Linked DNA regions of Mus musculus: regions 2 and 3 are each linked to region 1. A link is a loop called in an ENCODE intact Hi-C map of the cell type or tissue named here. Cell type or tissue: gastrocnemius. All regions are shown on one strand.

Region 1 (4,000 bases):
CCCTATTTCATATGGAATATTTATCCCAATAATCTTACTTAAAATTGTTTAGATCTTTCTACTCCTCACGGAGTAGAGGCTGAAATCTATCTTGCAATTAAAAGTTAGAAGTTGGAGGTGATAGGAGGTGGAGGTGTTTATTCTGTGGACGCGCGCGCACCCAAGCGCCAGCATGCGTGTGCGAGTTTTCCTCTCAAAGTGTAAGTAGGGGAGGAGGGGCGGAAAGGCTTTTAATTTTCCTTGTCATGAAATAAAGCGAGACAATTTTGCTGGCAAGCCAGGATTCTTAAAAGAAGAGGGGAAAAGAAAAAAAAAAAACTTTCGTTGAAGTGCCCCCGATATCGCTATTAAATCTAAATAAAATTAAGCACGGTGTATAAAAATGCCTTCCCCCCCCCCACAAAAGAAAGTGTTTATCGCCCAAGTCTGTCTAGCGTTTGCTAAATTACGCATGAAATCTGAAATGAAATAAACGTTATAATAAAACCAACCCGGAGCCCTTTTTATTTAAAAACCTCAGATTAAGCACTCCACTGTCGCGGGCATGAGTTAAAAGTTACCGTGTCATTCGCGGCCGATTCATTACTCCCTGGAGCTTCTGAGGAAAGAAACGTTGGAAAATGGGCTCGATTTAGGAAGGGGGGGCAGGAAGCCCCAAGAGACGTCTCAAGAAATCACACACACACACCCAAGACACACACTCTTTCACACACACAAACCCATCCCCCACACACTCACTCACCCCCACCCCCACCCTCACACACTCGAAATAAAAGCTCTCAGGAAGCTGCAACAAGCTCGGGTTTTTCCTGCAGTCTACAGATTTTTTTTTCTTTTGAAATTAAAAATGAAAATTACCCCCACCAAAAAACGGGGCCCATAAATAAGCATTGGGAAGAAGTATTTGTGCAGGGTGGTGGAGTTTTAAAAGGATTTTTCTGCAGGATCAGGTTGTTGGTCTGTGATTAAATATTGATTTTGTGTAATTAGTTTTCATGCGAACTATCCTCTTGCTGATAGCTTAGAGGTTTCAGAACTAGAAAAGAAATGGAATTGGACATGGAAATTATTACTTAGCAAAGTGACAGGGAAGGAAAGCCAGCGAGAAGACAGAGGCTTTGCCTGTGTAGGCACAAAGGAAAGAGCACCCCGTTAGACACCCCCAACTAACCCTCCAGGCCCAGAGCTGAGGGCCCTTGAACCTCCTGGGCAGAAAGGGGGAAGAGTTCCGGAATAGATGTCAGGAGGAGACCCCAGGTAGCAGAGCTGTGACACCTGGTCATGTGCCTCTGTCCTGCGGACAGTAGCCTTCTAAATAGGTTGAGATGGAATGTCTTGTATTCTGGAGGGGACCGGGAGGTGGTGGGGGGGGGGCCTGTTTGGAGCACTAGGAAGAGATGTTAGGAGCTGGGAAGAAAGACTCACAGGCCTGCTGTCTGGGAAGCACTGGTTTGAGGGTTTGGGGTGTCACTCCATACTCTTTGGTAGAGGGCCCCCACATCTGAAGGGAGGAGGGGGTGGGCATATATTTTCCAGGCTCTTTCCCAGAGTCAGCACTTTGGGGTGTGTGTCTGAAAGAGGGTGGGTAGGGTCCCCTTCCTTAACACTATAAATGGACTACGCTTACATTTGTCCTTGCCCCAGGAGGCTAGCCTACACCTGTGTGTTTCTATATATGGCAGATGCATGCATCTTTGGAGGCCACTGTGGTGTGTGTGTGTGTGTGTGTGTGTGTGTGTGTGTGTGTGTGTGCACTCAAGTGGATGTTGTCTGCTCCCAGCCACCACCTCTCTCTGGGTGTGCAACTACGTATCTCTGTGCAGTTGCCTCTGCCCTTTGGGTGCCCTCACCCCTGCCCTTGTGTGCCTGATGTCCTACTGGCAGGAGGATATGCTCTTCTGCGGGGCCTTTTGCACCGCAGCTCGAACCCTCTGTGATGTGGGCACCCCTGTATATGCCTGTGTGTGCACACACCTCTGGAGCTGGCTTCTGTTTCTTTCAAACAGACACATTGCCCCCTAGTGCTCAAACGGACTCAGAGCCCCTGCCGGCACCAAGCCAGGAGCTGCAGAGCCTCAGGCATCTAGCTGGGCCTTCTCCTTCCTCTCCCCCTTCCTGTACCCCACCAACACCACCACTACTGAGCATGTTGGCACCAGCAAAGGAAGGAAGGGACACAGATGGGCTGGGGCCCTGAGGCTACTTTGGGGTGCTCTGAGCTGGTAACATGTGAGGAGCTGCCTGGAATGTCCCCTTAGCTGCTCAGAACAGCTTCCAACTGGGGCTGAAGAAGGGCTTCTGAAGTCCACATACAAAAATACGCATGCTCAAAATGCACAGCCCTGAGAGCAGGAGACACAATGCTCGTATTTGCCCATCAGCCCACACAAATCTGAAGGGTGCCTGTCAGCACACGCGCAGTAGACAGACAGGAGACAGTCCTAGGGACAGGCCAGTGAGGTGTCCTCTCATCTGGCTGTATACAGGGGGCTTCCCATCTAAAGTCTGACTTCATCTTCTCAGTGCCTTCAAGGTCCAGACCTGACCTATTTGACAGATGCCTCTCTTGGTCAAGGAATTTGCCCAGAGCAAGGTAATAGCAGATCCCAAATTCCAGTCCACAGACAGCATCCTGGGGCTACTGCCAGGCCTAAGCTAGCATGGCCTCCCTGGATCCTTCCCCAACAAATGTTCTTTCCCTTCCCCGCATCTCCCATGCACTCTAGAGCTTGGACACTTGGCTTCGTCCTCTGTAAGGTCTGGAGAAGCCTGCTTATCCAACATCTTGCCACGGAGTAGCCCCAAGATGAAGTCCTTCATGGACCTATGGGTTTAAATCTTATCTTCTTGGGCTGTGTTACCTTGGGCAAAATATTACCTTCTCTGAGCTTCTATTTTCTGTTTGGAAAGGGGCATCCATGCCGGAGCATAAGGGTGATTGATCATTGATTGTGTTTGCAAAGCCAATAGACCTCACGTGTGGCTGGGTGAGTAAGCCTCCCTCCCAGCCACTATTCTCATCGAGCCTCTGTCTGCTTCTGCATTTGAATGAAAAAACGCAGAGGAAAACAATGGTCTCACTCAGTCCTGCTCAGTAGCCCAGCTATCAAAGGTGGATGTCTCAGTGGATGCCTTACTGCTCCCTGCTCCTGCTCCTGCTCCGAGCTAGTGTCAGTGGAGCAGTCTAGATGGTACCCTGGACAGAAACCTCCAGGCAGCCCCAGTGTGACCAGGAGAGAAGACCAAGGGGCTGGCTGACTAGTAGGTACAAGGGATGAGACCTTCCTGTAGCCACAGGCTGCTGGTTGCTAAGCAACAACAATTCCACCTCTCTACACACCGATACCTGATATCTTCTAAGAGTGTCTCTTCTAGCCGTCCACTGTATGTGAAGGTTCCATCTGGAAACTCAGCAAAAGAAAAGTCAGAAAACAATTTCAACCTTTAGATCAGATCAAAGAAGTCCCCCTTTTTTTTTTTTTTTTTTTTTTTTGGACATGAGAAAGATTCCATCAATAGGGGCTAAAAATACCTGTGATAAGAGGGTAAAGAAGTAGAAAAGGGTTTCCCAAAGCTTTGAAGGGTTTTGAGGATAGAATAGGAGTATGAGACTCAGATGAGGCCAAAGGACCTTTTCAGATAAAGAAACTAGTTAGAAGGATACGGGAATTTTCAGGCAGCATTCAGGAGAACAAAAGTGCCAAGACCTGCATCAGAGAAGGTGGACACACGTGGGCCTCATGAATACCATGAAAGATCAGAAGCAAATTCCTAGAGACCTGAAAACCATTCCTTTCTTTGCCCTTCAAGGTGGTTCCAGAAGTCATTTTCACCTGGCTTCCTTGGAAACCAGGCCAGGGGGAGAGAGGGAGTCCTGTGTTTGTCCCTAAGCAGCCAGCCCAGGACATACCACACTATTTTCACGACTAAGTTTCATCTTGTGGCACAAGACTCCCTGGGAAACAGGTCTGCCCACTTGTTCCTGGTAAGAACAGCTTGG
Region 2 (4,000 bases), 740 kb before region 1:
AAGCACACAGTAGGACATACCTACAAAGCCATAAGTGCTGGTACCACTAAGGTAAGCATCTGGAACCTAGGCTAGTAGTTACCTGGGCCATTTCAGGGAGCTCTGTCTTGGCTGTGGCCCCCTCTGGGGTGCACTTTGTTGAGCTGAGCTGGGTTGGGGAGGGGCTCGGAGAGAGGGTTGGTGTCTCCCTTGGGGTCACCAGGGGTCAATGAGCAGGGGTTGGGCTTATGAATTTCCTCTCAGGGCCCCAGACAATGGGGGCTTATTTGGTAATGTTGTTTCCTTGGCAACCATCTCTGTTCTGGAGAGTGGAGGTACTGGGGGTGGGGGAGGGCTGTGGAGAGAGAGGGGTTGCTGGAGGGGACACCTACTTTTAAGGTGCAAAACAGAGGCTAGTCTGTGTGGGTGTCTTACCTTCTCTGGAACTTGTCATTTCTAGGACAATTCCTTGCATTTTAAGGACATCTAGAGAGCTGAGTTTGAGTTTAGACATCTAACTCACTGTGTGACCTTGGGTCGATGACTTGCCCTCTCTGAATTTCAAGTTTTTCTCCTGTGAAGTAGGGGTAATTCTTTGTAGGGTGATTTGGGAGAGACAAGCACATTATGGGGCGTGACAGAAGGCCCTTCTGAGCACTTGTTTCTCATTTGATTGGTTCTTACTGCTTGGATTTAGTCACCTCCTTGGTCAGCATCTTAGAGTCACTGTTGTTGTGATGAGACACCACAACCAGCATGGGGAGGAAAGGGTTAATTCTGCTCACACTTCCACACCACAGCCCATCACCAAAGAAAGTCGGGAAAGGAACTCAAGCAGGGAAGGAACCTGGAGGCAGGAGCTGATGCAGAGGCCATGGAGGGTGCTGCTTACTGGCTTCCTCACCATGGCTTGCTCAGCCTGCCTTTTTTTTTTTTTTTTTTAAAGATTTATTTATTTATTTATTTATTATATGTAGCTGTCTTCAGACACTCCGGAAGAGGGAGTCAGATCTTATCACGGGTGGTTGTGAGCCACCATGTGGTTGCTGGGACTTGAACTTCGGACCTTTGGAAGAGCAGTCGGGTGCTCTTACCCACTGAGCCATCTCACCAGCCCTCAGCCTGCCTTCTTATAGAACTCAGGGCCACCAGCCCAAGGATGGCTCCACCAACAACGGGATTGCCACACCCATAATGGGCTGACCACACCCACAATGAACTGGCTCCACCCACAATGGGCGGGCCCCCATCAATCACTAATCAAGAAAACTGCCCATAGGCTTATGGCGGTATTTTTACATCAAGGCTTCTCCTCTTTGAGGACTCTAGCAGCACAGAAAGCTTCCAGAGTCACACAGATCTGGAATTTCTAAGGACCAAGGTGGTTGTTCTGGGAGCTTGGCTGCCGAAGGGTCTTCATTATTGGTCATGAGTCACTTTCTGGCATGTGAAGAGACTGAGGTCAAGTCTAGGGTGCCCTTGTCCTGTCTCCCTGCCGCACCCTCCCTGTATATGGATTTGAGTGCCTCATTCCTGGCTGCCAGGGCTGCTTTGGTGCTGAGGCAGGGGCGGCAGCCTTGCAGGGCTGTTTTGTATCCAGAACAACTCAGGAACTGGAACTCATCGGACCTTCACGAGGCTGGCTGCCCTAGGCTGCCTCCTGGATTCTGGCCACCCAAAGCATCAGGCTTCTCCATGGTCTTGGGAGCAGATTGGTGACTGGGTGGGGACCAAACTCACCCCAGTGCAAGACTTACACACACAACACCCAGCAAAGCCCTGTGAGAAGCCAATGCAAGGTTAGTTTTCATAAGGAGAGTTAGATGTTCTGGAGTTGGGGATGTATTTGTACTAAAAAAGTATTCTCTGATTGCTTTTGGCCACCTCACCTAGCCGGTTGCTTTACCACTTTTGAGACAGGGTCCTGCTCTACATCTGTGGTAGGCACGCTTCTGCTTCTAAGTTCTGGGATTGCAGATCAGTGCCAGCACACAGCAAAGACTTTTATATTTTTAAAACTAAAAATATTCCTTGCATGTGTGCCTGAGTAATATGTCTGCGAGCCATGTGTGTGTCAGAAGCCCATGGAGGTCTGAAGAAGTGTGGGATCCTTGGTACTGGGGTCACAGGCAGTTGTGAGCCATCGTGTGGGTGCAGGGAACCGAATAGAACCTCTGCAAAGTAGCCATGCTACAGACTCCGACCAAACAACTTATAACAATTTAATTTTCAATTTGGGGGCGCTGGGGATGGGACTCAGAGCCTGGCGCATGTGGGGCTGGGCTCCTACTGAACGCCACTCTATTATTCCTCGGAGGCAGGACTTGAACCTTATTGTACCCGCTTTATGTTTGGTAATAAAAGTCATGTGCCTGTGGGTCCCCTTAACGTGCTAAATGCAATACGCAAGCCTGGTGCTGGCTCTCTGCGCACACGCCCTTGGACTGCAGTTCCCATGATGGCCACGCGGTGTCGCTGTCGGCCCGCGATACCCGGGCAAGACGGGCTGGCCCATCCATCACCGGCCGCGGCGCAGACAATGCGGGGAGCGGCCTCGGCCCGCGCCCGCCCGCCCGCGCTGTCGGTACAAAGGATGCGCTGTTAACACGTGTACGGTAATGGGCTCCTCCACGGCCTCTTCCCGGGCCGCCCGCTCCCTGCCCGACGCATGGCCGGAGACATCCATCTAAATTATGTCACCCAGCTGTGAGCGGCTCCCTGCCCAGTCGGTCCGGGGCTGTGTGTGCCTGGCTTTCCTGGGCCACACAGCCCAGCATGAGAGGAACCTCTCACAGGTGAGCACCTACTGTGTGCTGGCTGGGCCCCAGCCACAGGACATGTGGCTTAGTCTATTTTAAAGAGGAACTTGATGCTTGTAAGGGTTTGTTTCAAAGTTGCGACGCCCTGCAGCTTGCCTGGGCTGCCTTAAAAAAAGAAAGAAAGAAAAAGAAAAGAAACAAGACAAACGCTCCCAGTTTATTGATGTTTGAATGTCGCCCCACACCATAAAACGCTCCTGTTTAACATTACATTTAGGGGCTGGGAGAAGACACCCATGGTTAAATGCTTGCTATAGAAGCCAAAGCCTGAGTTCGATCCCTGCCACACACCTGGGTGTGCTGGTCCTTCAGAGGTGCCACTGAGAGATGCTATCCGCTATCCACCTTCACCAAAGACACCTTCCTCCCATCCCAACCCTGCCTCAGTAAACAAGGTGGGCATGTGTGAGGGACTACACACACACACACACACACACACACACACACGCGCGCGCGCGCGCGCGCGCGCGCTCCTGTGTACACTTCTGTCCCCCATACCTGTGAACAAGTAAGTCATGGTCAGAACTGCTCAATAGTCTCACTGGAGGATACACCCAAAGGCACCTGCTCCTGCCTAGTGGTCACTTCCTCTCTCCCTCTGCCCTCCCTCTCTCTCTCTCCCCCCCCTCTCTCTGTCTCCCTCTCCCTCCTTCTCTCTCTCTCTCTGTCTCCCTCTTCCTCCTTCTCTCTCCCTCTCTCTCTCTCTCCTTCTCTCTCTTCTCTCTTTCCCTCTCCCCTTTCCCCTCTGTCTCTCCTCTTTCTCTCTGTCTGTCTGTCTATCTCTGTGCCTCTCCTTTCTGCCCAAACTGCCTGTTGGCTTTCTGTCCCATGGATCTGTGTATCCCTGGTCATCTCACACAGTGGAAGCCAGTAGTGTGGGGTCTTCCTGGTCTGGCTTGTTCCTGTTTGGCATTGTGTTCCAAGGGTGCATCCATTCCATAATACACCCCAAACTCTTTATTCCCTTTTAAGGGCCAAGTAATAGTCCAATGCATGGAGGTCCCGAGTTTGGGTTCCTCTGTGGATGGCTTCCTCCTTCTGGCTTTATGGATGACCCTGTTAGAAACTTTTGTGTGGGTGTGTATTTTCATTCCTTTGGATAGGTGTGTCTGTCAGGGAAGTTTTGGGTCACATGGTAGTGCTGTATGTAATTATTTGAGGGGCTCCCAGCCTGTTTCTAAAAAGGCTGTTTATCATTTCCT
Region 3 (4,000 bases), 270 kb before region 1:
ACATGCTGGCCCACAACCATCCATAATTCTAATGGCAGGATATTTGACACCCTATTCTGACCTCCAGGCCCTCCAGGGACACACGTGGTACATAATCCATGTGAACAAAACACTCAAATACAGAAGGCAAGTAATTAATATAAAATAAGTAAAATCTTAAAAGCCATCTCGTTCACAATGCTCACAGTAACAAGTGGGAGTCAACCATGTGTTCACCAACAAGGGAATGAGTAACTACACTGTGCTGTGTGCGTAACGAGAATATTACTCAGCATGTAAGTGAATAGGATATTCAGCCATGCTAAAATGCCCTGGAAAAGACATGCTAAAGAGACCAGATATACGAGGTCATGCTTTTGTGAATCTGTGTATATGAAAAACATGGACTGGGAGCGGGGGGCAAAGTGGATGCCGGTGATTGGGGCCAGAAATCAGGGGATGGAGTGATTCCTTGGACATGAGTGTTGGAATGAACTAAGCTAATGTGTGTGACCATGCAGAGGACCCAGGCAGATACTGTCCTCTCAGCTATTTCTGTCCTTACAGTAGAATGCATTGCCCCAAAACATCCTTACTGGCCTTCTCAGACGCTTCCAGACAACAACCCTTCTCCTCCTGAAACCAGATGCCCTTTGAACTCCACGAATGAAGGAAATTCCTGGAAGGGGTTGCAGGAACGTCTACAGTAAGGTCATACTGCCCGGGACAGGCACCTTAGGGTTTCGATAAACCCTAATGATGAAGCCCAGATCACATGGAAAGTCGCATACGTGTTACTGTAACCCTCAATAGCTCCAACTGCACCTACTAACAGACATGTGGGCAAACAAGCTTCCAGAAGCTTTCTGCTCTCTTCCGATCTTGGAGCCTTCTTGCCGGGTCTCACAGAAACAAGGAAACCACAGGTCAAAAGCAAAATGAATCCCCTAAGGAGTCCTCGTTAAAGACCACCCTGAACGTTTAGAACTAATTCGTGTTACCCACTCTGAAGCTGTTAAGGCTGGAGCAACCTATAGGCAGCCTTCTGCCACCGAGGATCTGAGCGGTTCTCACAGGCTCCCTCTTCCTCCAAGGCAAGGACACCATCTCTTATGGGCTTAACCTATGTGTAACAGCATTTAGATGGTTGGTCTTAAAGGGGTGAAATGAAGACATTCAGGTAGCGGCAGATTTAATCCAGTGGGTTCTTAGAGCCTCTGGCTGTTTCCAGGCTAGGCACGACCAATCCATTGGTTTGATCGATCTCACAAGGCACAGACACGACCAATCCAATCTGAGTCCGTGTCTCAGATCCTACGGGGAGGTGGACTAGACTTGCAGGGGCCAGGAGAGGGGTCCCACTAGGGCCACTTTGAGGGGCTCACTTTAGTGCATCTCAGTAGCTCCCAGGTAGCTGCACCACAGGGTGGGGTGTGAAGGACACCCAAGTTCGGCCGTTGACATAAAGACTGAGCAAGCTGACTCTAAGTACCCAGAGATGGTCCTGGGGACAGCCCAGAAAAGGCTTTTGTTTTGCTTTAAAACCTTCCTGGTGATTTTCTCAGAGGCTTAACACCCGGGAGAGAAACAGGATCTGGTTTTCGAGAGGGCTGCAGAACTGAAGATTACCGTTGGTCGCCTTCCAGGGGCCGTGGCCTGCCTCAGGATCTTTGCACACACCTTTTACTCTCTGCCTGATAGCCCATTACCTCGGACATCTGATTAAACTCTGCCTCCTCTGGCTGTCAACCCTAATTTGCAGGCTCCCTCCCCATCTTTCCCCTTTCCAGTCTCTACTGGACGTTCTCTGCTGACACTGCACAATGTGGTCCCTCTCCCCCTACACTGTGAGCTAAGCCTTTAGGGACAAGCTGTTACTACAGTAGTCATTGTTGGCCCCGTATGGATACTATACAGTGGGTGTTGATGAACGAGGGGAGTGGGGAGGAAGCCCTGGATCAGCCATTTCCTGCTTCAGGGATCCCCCCACAGCAGTCTGGTGTGATGAGGAAAGCAGGGCTCAGAGAGGTGAGTACACCATCCTGATGTCACCCAGCATTTGTAAAGTAGGTCTAGCACCTGGTGTCTGAACTTGCCTCTGCAGGACAAGGGGCCCCTGGATGGATCCTTCATATAATTTGCATATGGGTCTGAGGGCTCCAGGAGAGCCTGGCACAGGTCAGAAACATAGCTGCCCCCAACTCTAGACCCAAGGCTGCCCCATGGTGACCTGCATGGCCACTTGGTGGCACTGTGGGGCTGACACTGACCATCTGTCACCTATAGGACACCCCCATTCAGTCCAGTGTGTCCAGGAGACCTCAGAAGGCAATTTGTATCATCTGTACCACAAAAAAGGAAACTGAGGCACAGAGATGCCAGGAACCCACCAGCAAAGTTGGAGAAGGAAGGAAAAGGACAGTTTATGGAACCACCACCCTATGACCTAATGGCAGGACTGGTCTCCAGGTGGGGAAACTGAGACTAATGGGTACAGGTGGAAATCAAGGCAAGATGGTTGACTGAGGCCAATAGGCACAAGTGGAAGTCAAGGCAAGATGGGTGACATACACTTGAGAGCAATGTTGCTGAGTCGCAGCAAGCCCTGACTTGGACCACAGTAGGACCACATCTCAGCAAAGGAAACTGAGGCAAAGAGGCAGCCCTTACTTAGTAGCTATCACCCAATCTCAGTCACTACCAAGCCATATCCCTGGCTTTCACCCAACCCAGGCAATCTCAGCTAGCAAGGGCCCTAGCTTCAAAAGGGTTCTCAGGCCCCCAGCCCTCCTGATGTGGATGGCAGCCAGAATCTGGGTGTCACCAGAATGTGGGTTGTAGGGAGACCCCATGTCTCCCCCAAATGGCCACACATCTTCTGGTGATCCCAGGAGCAGGAAGGAGTACTTCTGGGGGGGCAGTCCCTCAGTGTCTCCTGAGAGGGGGTGGAGGGGGGTCTCTTGAGATGGGGTGGAGGGGGGTCTCCTGAGATGGAGTGGAGGGGGTCTCCTGAGATGGGGGGTGGATATAGAAAGAGCAGAGACAAGCACAGAAAAGGAGACGAAAAAAATCTAGGGAGGAGAGACCTGCAGACAGAAGCAGACAGACAGAGAGCCTCACAGACAGAGAGACAGAAATAGATATGGAGAGAAGAGAAAAAGCAGACAGGGGAAGAATAAGAGACAGGAACAGCCAGAGACAAAGCAAGACAAGGAGAGAGACAGAGGCAGAGAAAGAAACATAAACGGGGAGACAGCTGAGGAGAAGTGACAGGGAATGTCAGAGCCAGACAGACACTGGCGTGGGACTCGGGGGATGGGGATGGGGGCACAGAGGCAAGAGGTGTGAGAAGGACAGAGGTGAGGCCTGGAAAAGCAGAACCAGTGCCCAGGATGTACAATGCAGGCTGCCAGGGGTGGGAGGTCTGTGTCTGATCTCAGAGAAGCCAGTACAGGAAAGCAATCAGAGGGAGGCTTGTGAGGAGGACTAGCCAGAGCAGAGAGGGAGGAGGGACGCAGGGTGGAGGCAAAGACTAGCCAGGACAGCAGCTGACTGAGGTCCCACCATCCTAGGGACCTCACCAGACTCCAGGATAGCAGCCCTCCAAGGTCCTCCCATTCTGTCTGTCCCCGTACCTGTGACCTCCCCGCTTGCCCCCGCCCTTGATGGCAGAGTTGGCCAGGGTCCAGGGCGGGTCAGGAAGCTGGCCCTCTTGGAGATGAGAAGATGCCCCTTTCTGCCCACTCAGTAGGCCCAGCAACCATTTGCATAAAACGATGTTCCTGCGAGGCATGCTAATGCATCCTGCTATTTTTGCCTCTCCTGGATGCTGGTTTGCATACATTTACATACCCTGGATGAATTAAGCTAGGATCATGTAAATGAACCCACTGGCTGGGGTGAGGGGTTCTGGGTTCCTGCCTCTGGAGGGTTCAGGCTGTCATAGTCTTCTCAGTGTAGACAGTGTCCTGGGGCTCCAGGACAGGTTGGCCAGGGTCAGACCTGTGCCTGTCCCTGATCC

The links. Hi-C counts contacts between places; a loop is a spot of excess contacts. Peaks named below come from ENCODE experiments on the same cell type or tissue, not always from the same donor. Only the 100,000 strongest peaks of a DNase experiment are listed, where the experiment ranks them.
Region 2: a loop joins it to region 1, with 7 times the contacts of the local background. A loop is called at or near these places in 29 of 42 quality-filtered maps.
Region 3: a loop joins it to region 1, with 6 times the contacts of the local background. A loop is called at or near these places in 25 of 42 quality-filtered maps.

The regions. Positions count from the first base shown.
Region 1 is chr5:111,412,410-111,416,409 of GRCm38, reverse strand. No RefSeq gene overlaps it. Among named protein-coding and RNA genes, the nearest start is that of Mn1, 2.9 kb to the left of the region's middle. In gastrocnemius, CTCF peaks have their summits at 159 and 2,024 (motif pointing left); a DNase peak (open chromatin) is centred at 2,047; H3K4me3 peaks cover 649 bases; H3K27ac peaks cover 691 bases.
Region 2 is chr5:112,152,437-112,156,436 of GRCm38, reverse strand. It overlaps 1700016B01Rik (RIKEN cDNA 1700016B01 gene), which reads right to left and starts at 210. Exons shown (of 2, transcript NR_166436.1): 1 at 83-210. In gastrocnemius, no CTCF peak of the experiment used is centred here; a DNase peak (open chromatin) is centred at 2,479; H3K4me3 peaks cover 1,341 bases; H3K27ac peaks cover 1,808 bases.
Region 3 is chr5:111,681,326-111,685,325 of GRCm38, reverse strand. No RefSeq gene overlaps it. Among named protein-coding and RNA genes, the nearest start is that of Gm36434, 19 kb to the right of the region's middle. In gastrocnemius, a CTCF peak has its summit at 2,216 (motif pointing right); DNase peaks (open chromatin) are centred at 2,232 and 3,634.